Linked DNA regions of Homo sapiens: region 2 is linked to region 1. A link is a contact called in ENCODE Hi-C data. All regions are on one chromosome and are shown on one strand. The core of a region is the stretch at or near the end of the contact, and the rest is flanking DNA. Distances in the headings are between cores, read along the strand shown. Region 1 has its middle 51 kb from the start of TBC1D23. Region 2 has its middle 200 kb from the start of ZPLD1.

Region 1 (2,700 bases), core at 183-2,682:
ACCTGTTAAGAATCTGACTCAACACTTCACATTTCTAGTATTGCATATACTGAATATATTAGGTTGACACATATAAAATTGCTCTTTTTTATAGGTAAAAAAATGGTTAAATATCTAATCTCATATGCTGCAACTTAATCTTTACCAAGCACTACTCTGTATCTTGCTGGAATGAAAATAAAAACAAGCCTTCCCTCTACATAGTTGTAAGCTACGAAAGAGATTCTGACACAGATCTGAATGACTTATAGACAACTGATAATGAACAAATATATTTAATTTCCTTTGGCAAACCCAAGGAAATTACAATCATACAAACCTAAATTTTTATATATGAATTAGAAGACCCAGGGCAGGCTATAGTCCTTTAGTAGGCTAAGGTTTGAATTCCTACCTCAGGGAAAATTCTTTAAGGGGAGTGAAGAACAAGCAAACAAAAAGATCACAAAACATTTTTGGTAGTCGAACTAAAGGTGGTACATTCATTTGGGTTTTGGAAAGGCCAGTATCCCCATGCTGGGGAGAAAGTGTTTGAAGTGGGTTTGCTATCATTAGCATTTTAATGATGTCATTTTGATTATACATGTGGCCTGAGGTTTTTAAACATCTGGTGCCTTTTGTAAACCAAACTAATAAACAAAGAAAGGCTTCTCATAGCAACGGCACAGGAAGGAGGCATTTCCCAGCAAAGCTATTAAAGGGCCTCAAATCACTTGGCAACGTGCTATTTAAAGGCACAAGGAAAATTAGTATGAAACTAGTTCTCTCTCTTCTTTTCCATCAGAATTCCTCATTGTCACCAGGTCCTTGGGTGCCACCTCAACCCATCTGCCTGTTTTCTCCCTCCCTCAGTTCTATATGAGAAGGTCTTCTCCTCATACACAGAACATCTTTTTTCCCCTTAGAAATGGTAGGCACTTTCTTAGTCTGGTTGGATAATACTCACACCAGAGCTGTACCCAGGTAGTGCAGTTATAGGCCTGAAGCTTAGGATTGAAGTTCTATGTACACAAAAAATTTTGATTTGAGAGGGATTAGCATTAAGACATGACTGTGAATGAAGTCACCCAGGGAAAGCATGTCCAGAGAGGAGAAACAGAATGTCTCTGTTATTGGGAACATGCCTCCCTTCCTCATCCTGCCAACCCCAAGGTCATTGTAACACATCGTGGGATAGTAGTGCATGAAGTTTTTTCCTGCTCCTCGAATGCACCCATAACTGCTTTAATGGTAAGGCAGTCCCAAAATTGACAGAATCAGAAGGCCCACCTTGAGAGACCAGTTTTAAGCAACTTTCAACCTCTGCTTCAATTTTTTTGAGGGAGAGAGGAGTTTGCTGAAATTCTTATTCAAAGGGTTTACTCTTTGATCTGTACCTATAATGCTCCATGAGAGGCAATTTGTGGCTTTCATTTTCATTTTCATAGAACTAGACACCCTGCTAAAGGGACTAACTGAAGTCATACCTCCTCCTGGTCAGTAAACAAAAGGAGACAAAAAGCTGAGAGGCAGAGATCATGTCTCATCAGTGGGGGCCTTTCTGACTGAGAAATGCTCCCACTTCCCTGTCAGAATGGAAATGTCCACATACCTGTTCTAGGATGGAAAAGAAGAAAAGTTGGAGCAGGGAACTGGAGCACATGCCATCATTCCCTTCTCCTCAAGAATTTCTTATTCAGCCTCCCTGAAAGGTAAAGAAACTAAGGAGGTGGACAATTTTGTGTTAAAATTGACCCATTGGGGGTCCCATTGAACAACTAGCCAGGAGCCTTGGGAGGATGAACACAGCGGTGCTAACTGGGCTGCAATTTCAAAGTCGTGTAAAAGGCCTGGAATGATTCTGCCTCCAGAGAATGCTACCTCAGGGAGAATCAGGAGGAGACTTGAAAATTAAATCTAAAGACCAGAGTTAGTGTAAATTGTATTTAAATATATAATTTCTTAAAGGTAGTGTTTGGTGCCATGCTAAAGTTAAAGCCTGTTTGTTTTCAAATCAAGAACTACATTTGTATTTTTACATTAAGTGAAAAAATTCAGACTCTTATATTTAAGCATGTGTCAGCCTGGGCAACAAGGGAGACCCCATCTCTGAAAAAAAAAAAGAGAGAGAGAATTAGCTGGGCATGGTAGTGAGTGCCTATAGTCCAAGCTACTTGAGAGACTGAGGTGGGAAGATCACCTGAATCCAGGAGGTCAGGACTGCAATGAGATGTGACTGCGCCACTGTACTCCAGCCTGGGCAACAGAGCAAGACCCTGTCTCAAAAGTAAATATGTAAATGAAAGTAAAAATAAACATATGTCTCCTAAGTTGGACCATATATTCCTAATCATTAGGGCACTAACTCCCACATGCTGGCTTTGTGCCTAAGGGAGGGGGGAACACGGCATCTTCAGTGCAGAGCCTGTTGCACACCTCACGTGGATTTGGATGAACTGGACCTGTCCCTTGAGTCCACAGCTCCTGTGGTCTATGATACTTTTCCCTACAATAAAAGGTTCTATAGTCTCAGTTTTAGTAATTTTTAGTCTATATTTACTTATCAAACTCCTCTCTATTTTCATAGTCTTCCATCTCCTCCCATCCTATCTGGCATGCTTCTCCTCACAGTTTTTTTAACAGATCTCTAGGCCCAGTGTTATTTAATCTTTCTTTCTTTCTTTTTTTTTTTGAGACGGAGTCTCACTCTGTTGCCTAGGC
Region 2 (2,700 bases), core at 178-2,677, 2.0 Mb before region 1:
GGTTTTAAGAAATTAAAATGAAACTAAATTATTGGTAAGGAAAGAATGAGCAATCTAAATTCCTTAAGGGAAGAAGCTCTGTGAATTTAAGCTGTGTTATCTTTCAAAGAAAACCTCTGTCAAAAACTAATCAGGGATGCATTAATTGGTTTTGTATTATCTGAGAAAATTGTCAGAGAATGATAAAAATCTACTTCAAATCTAGCACATCCCAATGTCAACTCTAAGAAGCTTTTATCAATGTAGATACCAATATTTACATGCACCATTATTTTAGCTGCTAAAACAAATTTTGTAATAAATTATTCATCAATTACCAAAGTAACCATCTTATTTCATATAAGAAAGGGGAGGAGAAAAAAAGTAAGGCAGCAAAAAGAGGTCCTTGTGGGAATTACCTAAAATTTATGTTTAAAAATCTGCACCCAAATTCATTGAAGTTGTTGATAGAAATTTTTTCCTTGTAGGTATAATACTTAGGGCCCTGGCTTTTTGCTGGCTATTGATTGGAGGTCACCTTAATCTGAAATTAAGAAGACACTGGAGAGTGCATATTTATACCTAATTGGTTACTAATTTGTATTAATAATCATAATATTTGTTTATATTTCTTTCCCACTAATATTGGTTTAAATTTCCACAAGTGTGTGCTGATCCATATGTTTATATTTATCTGTGCATGTGCATGGCACTTGATTTTGTTTGTTTGCTTGCTTTACTGTATAAGCAATAGACCAAAAAGTTAAAGCTTGAGGTCATAATTTTACAAGAGCATGATGAGAACTGAAGAAAAGTTTGATAATCCAGAAGCTTGGGCTAATTTGTCACAAGTGTGGTTATGAGGATATAGACCTTTCTCCCGAGGGCATCAAATTCAAGGAAGCATTTTAGAAAATTCACAAGTATTGAGAGATGTAACGGAATATGAAAGCCTGGAAGTTGTATATGTCACTATATAAATTGTGTGAGATCACAGTAGGTATGAAGCAACTCCTCTACTGCTAAAGATTACCTCAAAAAGAGAAATGTAAATACATAGCTACCAACTTCCTCTCAGTGTATATTGAGCTATATTTTTCTAATCCCAGAAACAAGTTTAAATAAAAATTTTTATTCACTTTTACCTGGACTGATACCACAACATCATAGTCATCAGGACTGAAGAATAAGTTTTGTAGTGATGGAGGAAGATGTTTCAGTGTAAAACTAATCAAAATGAAATCAAATTTATGCCCTAGCACGTTGCTACTCACAGTGAAGTCCAGCAGCATTAGAATCACTTGAGAACTTGTTAGCAATGCAGGATCTCAGGCCCAGTCACAGGGCTGCTGAGTCAGAATTTGCCTTTTAACAGAATGCCCAGGTGATTCATATGCACATTAAACTTTAGGAAGCATTATCTCAACACCTGAGCACCAAGTCAACAGAGTTTACCAACTACAGTGTGACAAATGGGTTACAGTTGGGCAGAATTAACAATTTCCACAGCCCTCAGCAGAGCTAGGCAGAGCCCAGATCCTTTAAAGCCATTGGGCCAGCCTCCTGTAGCCATGTCCTGGCTTATCCATTTACCCTCATATGCTGTGCAAACACAGGCTTGAATTTTATATGTGTACTATGTACACAAAGGAGAATGTTATGTACTTTTCATGTACTAAATACATTAAAAATGTTAAGCCAGCACTATCCTAACCAACTAAACTTAAACAAGTGTTAGAATGTGAATTTAATTTTGTGCAGTACTTGATGTCATGATACATGTCATAAAAGCATCAAGTGGTACGATACCAACATTAACAATACATATCAAAATTCTAGAATTCGCATAGCTGCTGCTTTGTTTGAAGACTTACTATTTGTTATCCTAGGAGTCAGGATGAAAACTCAACCAATGCTTTTCCAAAAGTAGCTTTCGGAATTGGTTTGAGGCATCTCTTTTTATCTGATGGGAAGTGAAAGCCACTGTACTGAATTAGAAGATGATAGCACACTCCAAGAATGAGAAGAAGCTAGGCTTAGAAGCAAGTCCCTTACATTTTCTTTTCAAAAGAAATCCACATCTTACTTCTTATCCAGAAAGATTTTATTTTAACATTCTTGTTGGAAAGGGAGCATCACTATAAATAAAAGCATGTCAAATTCATAACTCAGATTCTTTGTAATGCAGGGCAACTTCAGAACAAAACATTCTATGTGCTCTGCCATCTTCATCTCAACAAAACTCATATCCTCTAGACCTATCTAATACAGTCTAATACAGTAGTCACTACCCATGTATGGCTATTTAAATTTAAATATAAATTAGCTGAAATTTAAATTTCAATATTCATTGAAATTAAGCAAAATAAAAAATTCAGCTCCTAATTTGCATTTACTACATTTGAATTGCCCAAAAGGCATATATGAGTAATGGCTTCTATAACAGATGTATAGATATAAAACATTTCCATTATCACAGAAAGTTCTATTAAATGGCATTACTTTAGACTTTACATATACATTATGTTCCTTTGCCAAGTTCCTGCAGAAAAAGAGACAAAGGGCCTCTTTTTGTCATATTACTGCCCTTTAACACAACTGACTTAAGTCCAGTAATAAAATAGTGAGCCAACCACACATTTACTCTCAAGCTCCTTCCTTCCTCGCTGCGCCAGGATCAGGAACTAGTAAGACTTCCCTGACCACTACAGGAAGATCACA

Evidence for each region. Hi-C counts contacts between places; a loop is a spot of excess contacts on that map.
Region 2: a loop to region 1 is called in a map of sciatic nerve, with 34 times the contacts of the local background. The contact joins two enhancer-like sites. A Hi-C loop is called at or near these places in 1 of 168 maps with a recorded cell type or tissue (sciatic nerve).

Annotation. Positions count from the first base shown.
Region 1 is chr3:100,208,868-100,211,567 of GRCh38, reverse strand. No RefSeq gene overlaps it. Among named protein-coding and RNA genes, the nearest start is that of TBC1D23, 51 kb to the left of the region's middle. RefSeq lists a silencer at 1,538-1,587. Within about 2 kb of position 1,432, at least 4 of the 41 ENCODE cell types and tissues checked have a DNase peak (open chromatin) inside an H3K27ac peak, as active enhancers do.
Region 2 is chr3:102,237,323-102,240,022 of GRCh38, reverse strand. No RefSeq gene overlaps it. Among named protein-coding and RNA genes, the nearest start is that of ZPLD1, 200 kb to the left of the region's middle. Within about 2 kb of position 1,427, at least 2 of the 41 ENCODE cell types and tissues checked have a DNase peak (open chromatin) inside an H3K27ac peak, as active enhancers do.